Regions from separate parts of the Homo sapiens genome. Here region 2 is linked to region 1. A link is a contact called in ENCODE Hi-C or POLR2A ChIA-PET data. All regions are on one chromosome and are shown on one strand. Each heading gives the region's core, a stretch centred on a gene start or an enhancer-like site at or near the end of the contact. The rest is flanking DNA. Distances are from core to core; before and after follow the strand shown. Region 1 has its middle 45 kb from the start of PRRC2C. Region 2 has its middle 81 kb from the start of PRRC2C.

Evidence for each region. Hi-C counts contacts between places; a loop is a spot of excess contacts on that map. ChIA-PET counts read pairs that join two places held with the same protein, here RNA polymerase II (POLR2A). Pooled maps may share reads with other maps.
Region 2: a pooled map shows a loop between it and region 1 (4-fold over the local background). The contact joins two enhancer-like sites. A Hi-C loop is called at or near these places in 1 of 168 maps with a recorded cell type or tissue (MCF 10A) and 2 of 50 pooled maps. POLR2A ChIA-PET finds 5 or more read pairs at or near these places in 7 of 52 experiments (AG04449, BJ, Panc1 and 4 more).

What each region holds. Positions count from the first base shown.
Region 1 is chr1:171,436,907-171,443,235 of GRCh38, reverse strand. No RefSeq gene overlaps it. Among named protein-coding and RNA genes, the nearest start is that of PRRC2C, 45 kb to the left of the region's middle. Within about 2 kb of position 4,640, at least 3 of the 41 ENCODE cell types and tissues checked have a DNase peak (open chromatin) inside an H3K27ac peak, as active enhancers do.
Region 2 is chr1:171,401,893-171,408,062 of GRCh38, reverse strand. No RefSeq gene overlaps it. Among named protein-coding and RNA genes, the nearest start is that of PRRC2C, 81 kb to the left of the region's middle. RefSeq lists silencers at 2,699-2,838, 2,659-2,953. Within about 2 kb of position 4,507, at least 3 of the 41 ENCODE cell types and tissues checked have a DNase peak (open chromatin) inside an H3K27ac peak, as active enhancers do.

The sequences.
Region 1 (6,329 bases), core at 3,391-5,890:
CAGGGGAATTGCTTGAACCAAGGAGGCAGAGGTTATAGTGAGCCGAGATCATGCCACTGCACTCCAGCCTGGCAACAGAGCAAGACACTGTCTCAAAAAAAAAAAAGAAGTTCAGGTGGAATTTTGATTGAAAATGTGTTATACATTGTTATTTTTAGAAGAGCCTACAGATTTCTACTGTTGAGCTATTTTATTTCTCCTTTCTTTTCTTTTTAAATTATTATGTTAAAACAGAAATGGGGGGGTCTTGCTATGTTGACCAGGCTGCTCTCGAACTCCCGGCCTCAAGCAATCCTCCCATCTCAGCCTCCCAAAGTGCTGGAATTACAGGTGTGAGCCACTGTGCCCAGCCTGTTAAACTATTTTATACATATAGTATAGCCATCTTTTTCAACTTCTTTTGTCTTTAAGAGATTTTTTTTTTAATTTTAATTTTTATTTTTGAGACAGGGTCTCACTCTGCCATCCAGGCTGGAGTGCAGTGGCGCCATCTTGGCTCACTCAACCTCTACCTCCCGGGTTCAAGTGATTCTCCTGCCTCTCCCATGTAACTGGGATTACAGTCACGTGCCACCACACCCAGCTACTTTTTGTATTTTTAGTAGAGACGGGGTTTCATGTTGGACAGGCTGGTCTCAAACTCCTGGCCTCAAGTGATTCGCCTGCCTCGGCCTTCCAAAGTGCTGGGATTACAGGCATGAGCCACCGTGCGCAGCCTTTTGTCTTTAATAGGGTTTTAAGGGTATTTTTAAGGCTCTTCACTGTGAAAATTATTAGAGTTATATTTAAAGACACATTTATGACGGAGCGCAGTGGCTCACGCCTGTAATCCCAGCACTTTGAGAGGGCGAGGCGGGTGGATTGCGAGGTCAGGAGATCAAGACCATCCTGCCTAACACGGTGAAACCCCGTCTCTAGTAAAAACACAAAAAATTAGCCAGGTGTGGTGGCAGATGCCTATAGTCCAGCTACTCAGGAGGCTGAGGCAGGAGAATCACTTGAACCTGGGAGGCAGAGGTTGCAGCATTCCAGGCTGGGTGACAGAGCAAGACTCTGTCTCAGAAAAAAAATAGTAATAATAATAATAAAGATACATTTACAAAGGTGTAATGAATATTTGGAAATTGTCTACATGTCTACTAATAGAGGAATGGTTAAATAAATAGAAAACAGATTGATGCATGCATTTGCGGAAAATCACATTTAAATCACACTTTCAAAGAATGTTTAATGACATGAGAAAATATTGTTATACTGTTACATTACTTGATGAGATTACAGGGATTTAAACAGTCTTTATTACTTTATTATAATTTGTAGGATATGTCCCAAGTTTTCTGAAATAAACATGATTTATTTTTACAATTTTTTTTTTTTTTTTGGAGACAGAATCTCACTCTGTTGCCCAGGCTGGAGAGCAGTGGTGCAATCTTGGCTCCCACTGCAACCTCTGCCTACTGGGTTCAGGCGATTCTCCTGCCTAAGCCTCTTGAGTAGCTGGGATTACAGGCAAGCGCCACCATGTCTGGCTAATTTTTGTATTTTTAGTAAAGATGGGGTTTCACCATGTTGGCCAGGCTGGTCTCAAACTCCTGACCTCATGATCTGACTGCCTTGGCCTCCCAAAGTGCTGGAACTACAGGCGTGAACTACGGTGACTGGCCATAATTTTTTTCCTTTAAAGAAGTTGTTGGAAGCAAATTAAGTTTTGTATTTGTCATCTGAGTCTATTACAGGAATATTGGGAAAACGATTTCTGACTCATCTGATGAGCTCATCAAGCAATAAATAATAACTCACATGTAAATTTTCTAGCTTGACTTCCTGCCTCCTCCATCTGCTAGGACTCCTTACAGTTTGTTAGGCCACCTGACTCAACTAAGTATAAGTAAATGAAATTTCACACATTCATTTTTTTCTTGTTACAAATATTTAATAATCTGCTGCTATGTTCCAAGTACTCTACTAAATCCATTAAAGATAAAGGAATCACTTAAATTTTCTCTGTCCTAACGGGGCTTAGTACAGTTGGTCCTCTGTTTCTATGGATTCCAGATCTGTGGATTCAACCAACCATGAGACAAAAATATTTTTTTAAAAAAGAAAAAAGAGGAAAAAAATGGTTGTGTCTGTACTGAGCATGTATAGACTTTTTTCTTGCTGCTATTTCCCAGACAATGTAGTGTAACAACTATTTACATACTATTTACATTGCACTGGGTACTATAAGTAACCACGAGATGATTTAAAGTATATAGGAGGATATGCAAATACTATACCATTTTATTTTATTTTATTTTATTTTGAGACAGAGTTTTGCTCTTGTTGCCCAGGCTGGAGTGCAATGGTGCGATCTCAGCTCACTGCAGCCTCCACCTCCTGCGTTCAAGCAATTCTCCTGTCTCAGCCTCCTGAGTAGCTGAGATTACAGGTGAATGACATCACGCCCGGCTAAATTTTGTATTTTTAGTAGAGACGGTGGTTTCATTGTATTGGTCAGGCTGGTCTGGAACTCCTGACCTCAGGTGATCCACCTGCCTCATCCTCTCAAAGTGCTAGGATTACGGGCGTGAGCCACCGTGCCTGGCCTACTATACCATTTTATAGGAAGGACTTGAACACTGATACGGTTTGGCTCTGCATCCCCACCAAAATCTCATCTTGAATTGTATTCCCATAATTCCCATGTGTTGTGGGAGGGACCTGGTGGGAGATAATTTGAATCATGGGGACGGTTTCCCCCATACTGTTCTCATGGTAGTGAATAAGTCTTATGAAATCTAATGGTTTTATCATGGTTTTTGCATCTTCCTCATTCCATACTGTTCTCATGGTAGTGAATAAGTCTCACGAGAGCTGGTGATTTTATCATGGTTTTGCATCTTCCTCATTTTTCTCTTGCTGCCACCATGTAAGAAGTGCCTTTCGCCTCCCACCATGATTCTGAGGCCTCCCTAGCCATGTTGAACTGTAAGTTCAATTAAACCTCTTTTTCTACCCAGTCTTGGGTTTGTCTTTATCAGTAGCATGAAAACTGACTAATACCAACATCCATGGATTTTGGTATGGATGTTCAAGTCCCTCATATAAAATGAGGTCCAGAAACCAATCCCCCATGGATACCAAGGGATAACTCTGTGACATATAAAGATTCAGGATTTGGCTGTCAAGTTCAACCATGCCAACTCTCAACATTTCTGTGCTCCAGCTACCCCAGATTATTCCCCCCCTACTTTTCTCATGCTGTTTCCTCACTTGGAATTCCTTTCTCTTCTTATCCACCCATAAAAATGCTACTTATTAGCTGAGTATGGTGGTGCACACCTGTCGTCCCAGATCAGATACCCAGTAGGCTAAGGCAGAAAAATCTCTTGAGCTCAGCAATTCAAGGCCAGCCTGGGCAATATAGTGAGAACCCAGCTCTGGAAAAAAAAAAAAAAAGCTTATATTTCATACAGTTTTGTGAGAACTTCTCTGATTCTCCTATTTCCTCTAACATTCCATGAGCACTTCAAATGTAGCTCTAACTTGGCACATTCTTCCTGCTGCTTTGTTTTTGTTTGTCGTTTTTTTCCAAAAGCAAAGATGATGGCATGATTGCTGTCTGCATTAAATACTGCAATTATGATCTTAGTGAACAGGAAAAATAGAAATTCAAGCACCTATATTTTTGAACAACACACTCCACACAATACTTTTACCATTGCTATATTGGTTAGTAGATGGAAAAACTGAATATTGGGGAAAATTGTCCTGGCAATCTTGGGCAAGTACAGGACCCTGCTGGCTATAGACCACTGTACCTGTTTAAAAGTTCCTATCAAAGAGACTTGCTGGTTTCATTGAGGCTAAGGGGTGATTTACAGAGACTTTAGGAAATTAATGGACCACAAAAATTCAGAAACCAAAAGAGGCAACCTAGCAGGAGACGAGCAAACAGGACCCGATAGTGTCCCTGAGGGCTCTGTCCACTTGAGTAAATTATATCTTATTCTTATTTCCACGGGTTACCTTCCAATCACCAAGCTTTGCTCTATAGGACTGTGTTCTCCTGAGGAGGTGCCTCTTTCTACTTTGCACAGAGAGGCTGAGTAAGTTCCAGCTGCCCCTGTAAGCAGAACAGGTTTCATTCCTTTTCCCAGGCTCCCCCATCAGCTCACTCTTCTTCTATGATGAGGAGTGGGTGAGGGGATTATGGGGAGGCAGGCACTGTTCCTTCTATATTTCTCCTCCCTGGGATATGCAGTTAAAATCCTTTCCACCTTTCTTGACTACATGAAGAATTTCCTATGTGGAATTCCCACCTATAATCATCTTATGTAGTTCTGACAACCACTTGGTGGTATTCTTACTCTCATTTTATAAACTCATGGTAAGTTATGCTGAGAAAATGGAGCCAGCAAGAATTGACTAATCATTCTGGAATTTTGGATGAAATGAGAAAAAGTTTGAGGTGCAAAGTCAGAGGCCTTTTTTTTGAAGGAGAGACTTGAACTTGTTTAGAGGACAGTAGTTCTCAAACTTGAGTATGTATCAGAATCACCTAGAGAGCTTATTAGGCCTTAGTCAGCTGGGCTGCATGCCCGGAGTTTCTGATTCACTAGATCCGGGGTGGGGCAGGAAAATTTGCCTTTCTAACACATTCCCACATGATGCTGATGCTGTTGAGACCTCACTCTGAGAATCTGTTATAGGCTAAGTCAAGGAAGGCAAAATATGGCTGACTGCCTGTTTTTGTATCACTCCTGAACTAAGAATGGATTTTACATTTTACATCTTTGAAAACAATATTTTGTTCATGTGAAATATGAAATTAAAATTTCATTGTCCATAAAGTTTTATTGGAACACAGCCACACATTTATTATATATTGTCGATTGTTTTCATGTTGTAACAGCAGAGTTGAATAGTTGTGACAGAGATAGTAAGGCCTACTAATACAGTTTAGATATTTGTCCCCTCCAAATCTCATGTTGAAATATAATCCCCATGTTGGAGGTGGGGCCTGGTGGGAGGTGACTGGGAAATGGAGGATCTTTCATGAATGGTTTAGCACCATCCTTTTGGTGATACGTTAGCTCTTACTCAGTTCACTTGAAATGTGATTGTTTAGGCTGGGCACGGTAGCTCACGCCTGTAATCCCAGCATTTTGGGAGGCTGAGGCGGGCGGATCACCTGAGGTCAGGAGTTCAAGACCAGCCTGGCCACATGGTGAAACCCTGTCTCTACTAAAAATACAAAAATTAGCTGGGCATGGTGGCATGTGCCTGTAATCCCAGCTACTCAGGAGGATGAGGTAGGAGAATTGCTTAAACCTGGGAGATGGAGGTTGCAGTCAACTGAGATCGAGATTGTGCCTGGTGATAGTGCCTGGGATCACTCCAGCCTGGGTGACAGAGCAGGACTCCATCTCGTCTCAAAAAAGAAAAAAAAAAGTGTGGTTGTTTAAAAGAGTGTGACAGGCTGGGCACAATGGCTCATGCCTATAATCCTAGCATTTTGGGAGGCTGAGGTGGAAGAATTGTTTGAGCCTAAAAGTTTGAGACTAACCTGGGGCAATATGGTGAGACCCCATCTCTACAAAAAAATCAAAAACATTTGCTAGATGTGGTGGCTCAAGCCTGTAGTTCCAGCTACTCAGAGAGGTAGAAGGATTGCTTGAGCACAGGAAGTTGAGGCTGCAGTGAGCCCTTGATGGCACCACTGTATTCCAGCCTCGGTGACAGATGGAGACCCTGTCTCCAAGTAAATAAATAAATAAAATAAAAAAGTATGATGCCTCCTCATTCACTCTCTTGCTGCCACTCTCACCATGTGACATGCCTGCTCCAGCTTTGCCTCCCACCATAAGTAAGAGCTCCTTGAGGCTTTACCAGAAGCACGATGCTTGTTGTACAGCCTGCAGAACAGTGAGCCAATTAAAGCTCTTTTATTTAAGTTACCCAGCCTCCAAAATTTCTTTATAGTGCCCAATTTCTTTATAGTGGCAAAAATTTCTTTATAGTAAAAACAACCTGACACACCTACAAAGCCTAAAATATTAACTATGTGATACTTCACAGAAAAAGTTTGACATCCCCCAAGGAATGCAGTTAAGAAAGAGGAATATCTTCTTCTCTAAAATTGGAGATAAGTTGGTGAGAATTAGGGAGAATCTAGGTAAAATTATAGGTATGTGACTTGGTTGAAATTTGATGAAGGTCACTTGATAGAAGTGAAAAGAGAGGGGAGTTGATAAAATTGGCTAAGGTTTAGATTAATCTTTAAAGCGGAATAGGAGAAATTGCTAAAAGACCTCATTGAGGTTGAGGGTTGTTAATTTTTAGCG
Region 2 (6,170 bases), core at 3,258-5,757, 35 kb after region 1:
GTATTTTTAGTAGAGACAGGGTTTCTCCGTGTTGGTCAGGCTGGTCTCAAGTTCCCGACCACAGGTGATCCACCCACTTCGGCCTCCCGAAGTGCTGGGATTACAGATGTGAGCCACCATGCCCGGCCCAGTTCAAATAATTTTTTAATTTCCATTTTGATTTCATTGTTGACCCAGGGATCATTCAGGAGCAGATTATTTAATTTACATGTATTCGTATAGTTTTGAATGTTCCTTTTGGAGTTAATTTCCAATTTTATTTCACATTGCCCTGGGAGAGTACTTGATATAATTTCAATTTTCTCAAATTTATTGAGACTTGTTTTGTGGTCTATCATATTGTCTATCTTGGAGAATGTTCCATGTGCTGAAGAATAGAATGTATATTCTGTAGTTGTTGGGTAGAATGCTCTGTAAATATCTGTTAAGTGCATTCGTTCTAGGGCATAGTTTAAGTTCATTATTTCTTTGTTGACTCTCTGTCTTGATGACCTGTCTAGTGCTGTCAGTAGAGTATCGAAATCCCCCACTATTATTGTGTTGCCATCTATATCATTTCTTTCACCTAGTAGTAATTATTATTATTATTATTATTATTTTTTTTTTTTGAGACAGAATCTTACTCTGTCACCCAGGCTGAAGTGCAGTGGTGCCATCTTGCCTCAATGCAACCTTCACCTCTCATGTAGCTGGGATTATAGGCATGCACCACCACACCCAGCTAATTTTTCTATTTTTAGTAGAGATAGGGTTTCACTATGATGGCCAGGCTGATCTTCAACTCCTGGCCTCAAGTGATCTGCCTGCCTCGGCCTACCAAAGCACTGGGATTACAGGTGTGAGCCACCACGCCTAGCCAGTAGTAATTGTTTCATAAATTTGGGAGCTCCAGTGTTAGATGCATATATATTTAGGATTGTCATATTTTCCTATTGGACTAATCCTATTATTATTATATAATGTTCTCTTTGTCTTTTTTAAATTGTCATTACTTTAAAGTCTGTTTTGTCTGATATAAGTATAGCTACTCTGGCTTGATTTTGGTTTCCATTAGCATGGAATATATTTTTCCACCCCTTTACCTTAACTCAGTGCGGGCCCTTGTGTGTTAGGTGAGTCAGTTGAAGGCAGCTGATTCTTGGTTGGTGGATTTTTAACCATTCTGCCATTCTTTATCTTTTAAGTGAAACATTTAGGCCATTTACATTCAAAATTTCTACTGAGATGTGAGGTACTATCCTATTCATCATGCTAGTTGTTACCTGAATACCTTGTTTTGTTTTCACTGTGTTTTATAGGCCTTATGAGATTTATGCTTTGAGGAAGATCTATTTTGGTATATTTTGAGGTTTTGTTTCAAGATTTAGAACTCCTTTTGGCATTTCTTGTAGTGCTGGCTTGGTAGTGGTGAATTCTCTCAGCATTTGTCTGAAAAAGAGTTTATCTCTCTTTCATTTATCAAGCTTAGTTTTGCTGGATACAAAGTTCTTGCCTGATAATTATTTTGTTTAAGGAGGCTAAAGATAGGACCCCAGGCAGGGCACAGTGGCTCACGCCTGTAATCCTAGCACTTTGGGAGGCCAAGGAGGGGCAGAACACGAGGTCAAGAGTTTGAGACCATCCTGGCCAACATGGTGAAATCCCATCTCTACCAAAAATACAAAAATTAGCTGGGCATGGTGGTGCGTGCCTGTAGTTCCAGCTACTTGGGAGGCTGAGGCAGGAGAATCGCTTGAACCCAGAAGGCAGAGGTTACAGTGAGCCAAGATCATGCCACTGCACTCCAGCCTGGGCCTCAGTGTGAGACTCCGTCTTAAAAAGAAAGAAAGAAAAAAAAGATAGGACCCCAATCCCTCTGGCTTATAGGGTTTCTACTGAGAAATCTGCTGTTAATTCAATAGGTTCTCCTTTATGTTTTACCTGATGTTTTTGTCTCACAGCTCTTAAGATTATTTCCTTTGTCTTGACTTGATGATTAAGTGCCTAGGTGATGATCTTTTTATGATAACTTTCCCAGGTGTTCCTTGAGTTTCTTGTATTTGAATGTCTAGATCTCTAGCAGGGCCAAGGAAGCTTTTTTTTCATTATTATTCCCTCAAATATGTCTTCCAAACTTTTAGATTTCTCTTCTTCCTCAGGAACACAAATTATTCTTATGTTTGCTCATTTAATAGAATCTCAAATTTCTTGGAAACTTTGTTCATTTTTTTAAAATTCATTTTGTCTTTGTCTTTGTCTCATTGGGTTAATTTGAAAGCCTTGTCTTTAAGCTCTGAAGTTCTTTTTTCTACTTGTTCTAGTCTATTGTTGAAACTTTCCAGTGTATTTGGTATTTCTCTAAGTGTGTCTTTCATTTCCAGAAGTTGTGAGTGTTTTTTCTTTATGATATCTATTTTTCTGGAGAATTTTTAATCCATATCCTGTATTGTTTTTAAAATGTCTTTAAGTTGGTTTTCACCTTTCTGTGGGTGGCAAGCCACCCAGGTGCCAGCCAAAGCAAGAGACCGAGGGTACAAGCTGTTCCAGTATAATAAAGAAAATATATAGAATAAGAATAGTTATACTAGAAATAGATTATGGATATGATTACATATGAATGTTATTAATCATTAGTAGCTTTATTCTTTATTCCAATATTATAATAATCTTTGTTCTACAATTATAACCTAGGAAAAACCAGGCCATACAGAGATAGGAACTGAAGGGACACAGAAGTGACCGGAAGACAAGAGTATGAGCCATCTGTCATGCCCAGACAGGGTCACTAGAGGGCTCCTTGTTCTAGTGGTAATGCCAGTGCCTTGGAAGGCACCCGTTACTTAGCCGACCGGGAAAGGGAGTCTTTCTTTCCCCCAGGGGAGTTAGAGAAGACTCTGCTGCACCACCTCTTGTGGAAGGCCTGACAACAGTCAGTCTCACCCTCAGCCATCCGGAGTCCTAACCGTTTCCCTGTGATGCTGTGGTTCAGCGGTCACGCTCCTGGTCCACTTTCATGTTCCGCCTTGTACACCTGGCTCTGCCTTCTAGATAGCAGTAGCAGAATTAGTGAAAGTACTAAAGTCTTTGAAATGCGTGGAAGAAATAATGACATAAGCCGTCCCCTCTCTTTCTCCGCCTTGGCTACTAAACAGGGAAGGGACACCCCCCCACCCCCGGGTCCGGTGGACACGTGACTCGTGTGATCTTACTTATCATTGGAGATGGCTCACACTCCTTACCCTGCCCTCTTGCTTTGTATCCAGTAAATAACAGCACAGCCAGGCATTCGCGGGCACTACTGGTCTCCGCGTCTAGGTGGTAGTGGTCCCCCGGGCCCAGCTGTCTTTTCTTCTATCTCTTTGTCTTGTGTCTTTATTTCTACGATCCCTTGTCTCCTCACATGAGGAGAAAAACCCACAGGCCCAGTAGGACTGGACCCTACACTTTCTCTGGTAACTCCTTGAGTAGCTTAATAATCAACCTTCTGAATTCTTTATCTGGCAATTCAGAGGTTTCCTCTTGGTTTGGTTCCATTGCTAGAGAGCTAGTGTGATCTTTTAGGGGTGTCAAAGAACCTTGTTTTTTCATATTACCAGAATCACTTTTCTTGTTCCTTCTCATTTGGGAGGATTATTTCAGGTGAAAAATCTGGAACTCAAGGGCTGCTGTTCAGGTTCTTTTGTTCCACCAGGTGATCCCTTGCTGTGGTGTTCTCTCCCTTCTCCTGGGATGGGGGCTTCCTGAGAGTTGGGCTGCAATGATTGTTACTGCCACCCAGCAGAGCTACTGGGCTCTGGGCTAGTACTGGGGATTGTCTGCAAAGAGTCCTGTGATGTGATCTGTCCTTTGGTCTCCCAGCTGTGGATACCCAGTGAAGGTGGCAGGGGAGTGAAGTGGACTCTGTGGGAATTGTTGGTTGTACTTTTGTTTAGTGCACTGTTTTTCTAGAATGCTGGTAATCCTAGCAGTGAAGTTGTCATGTGGAAGGATTCAGGAACCTCTGGTTAGCCATGTTGTAGGGAGTGGAATTAGCTGTTGTTTTCTCCTTCTTTGGAGCAGAGTTGTTTTCTTATGAGTTGCTATAATGGCTTAAGTTGGGTGACCTCCAGCTAGGAAGTGGTGCTTTCAAGAGAGCACCAGCTGTGGTAGAAGGGGGATATAAGCTTGCCCTATGTTGGTCAGGATAAGTATTCAGGCTTCTCAGGTGATGGGCAAGGCCACAGAGCTCCCACGAATTTATGTCTTTTGTCTTCAGCTATCAGGGCAGGTAGAGAAAAACTATCAGATGGGGGCAGGGTTAGATGGATCTGAGCTCAGACTCTTCTCTGGGGCTTGCTGAGGCCACTGTCCGGTATGGGGAGTGTGGTTCTCAGGCCAATGGAATTATGTTCCCAGGGGGATTATGGCTGCCTCTGCTGTGTCATCCAGGTTGCCAGGGAAGTGGAGAAAGCCAGCGGTGGTTAGCCTCCTCCAGCTTCCACGCAGCCAGCAAGGCCGTCTCATTCCTGCTGTGCCCTGCCAACACCACCGAGTTTATATTCAGGCAGCTGGCATGCGGGGCTGAGCTCTTGCCCCAGGCCGTAAGCTTCCCTGCTGAGAAGGGTAGCAGAACTTTCAGGCCTTGCCCCTCCCTGTCTGCCTACACCTTTGGCTGTAGCTTCTGAGCTGCTATCTGCACTTCCTGTTCACCCCCTGAGTTCTGCTCACAAAAATTCGTGCTGGGTCAAAATTATTACAAAGTTCAGCTAGAAGCTTCTTTCACCCTTTGACCCTTCCCTAATTCCTCTGGCTGCCTTCCCCAAGGACCCCTGTGAGATTAAGTCAGGGACGGTTTCCTTGGGCTCAAGTTGGGGACTGGGAGTGCCTACAAGGCTCTTCCCACTGCTTTTTCTACTTTTCATATTTTGCTCAGCTCCCTAAATCTGTTTTAGCTCTAGGTAAGGTTAAATTCTTCTCCTGTGATCTGGATTTTCAGGTTCCCCAGTGTTTGGGGATGTGTGTTTGGAGGCAGGCTTTCCCCGACCTCACACGTTGGGAACTCACAGTTTTTCTACTATCTCATAGAGTTTGCAACAGCAAACTGCTTCTTTCAGAGGGTCTGTGAATTCTTTCAGTTTTCCTGATATGTTCCTGCAGTGGTACTTGAGCAAAATTTCACGATATGAGTCTCTACAAGCTGTTCTGTTCATCCAAGTGGGAGCTACACATTAGACCTGTCTCCTATTTGCCATTTTCTTTCTCACTGCACCCTCTTAGAGTTTTTTCCTTTTTTTTTTTTTTTTTTTGAGACAGAGTCTCCCTCTGTCATCCAGGCTGGAATGCAGTGGCATGATCTTGGCTCACTGCAACCTTCACCTCCCAGGTTCAAGTGATTCTCATGCCTCAGCCTCCTGAGTAGCTGGGATTACAGGCACCCGTCACCACGCCCAGCTATTTTTTTTTTTGTATTTTTAGTAGAGACAGGTTTCACCATGTTGGCCAGGCTAGTCTCAAACTCCTAACCTCAAGTTTCCTAGAGTGCTGGAATTATAGGCATGAGCCACTGCCCCTGGACTACATTTTTAAAGACTTGTTTTGTGGCCTAACATATCTATTCTGGAATATGTTCTGTGTGTATACTTGAGAGGAATGTGTATTTTAGTGGGGTTGGATATATTGTCCTATATATGTCATTCAGGTCCATTTGGTCTAAAACAAGCTTGTCCAACCCATGGCCCATGGGCTACATGCGGCCCAGGATGGCTTTGAATGTGACCCAACACAAATTCGTAAACTTTCTCAAAACATTATGAGATTTTTTTTTCTTTTAGCTTATCAGCTATTGTTAGTGTATTTTATATGTGGCTCAAGACAATTCTTCTTCTTCCAATGTTGCCCAAGGAAGCCAAAAGATTGGACACCCATGGTCTAATGTGTAGTTCAAGTCCAATGTTTCCTTATTGATTTTTTGTCTGGATGATCTGTTCATTATTGAAAATAGGGTTTGAAATTCTCCTGCTATTATCATATTGCAATCTGTCTTTCTCTTCAGATCTGTTAATATTTGCTTCATATATTTAGGAGCTCCAGTGTTGGGGGTGTATATATTTACAGTTGTTATATCCTTCTCTCTAAATGTCTGAAATAAAGTTGTCATATCCTTTTGATTACTTGACCCCTTTATCACTATATAATGACAATTTTTATCCATT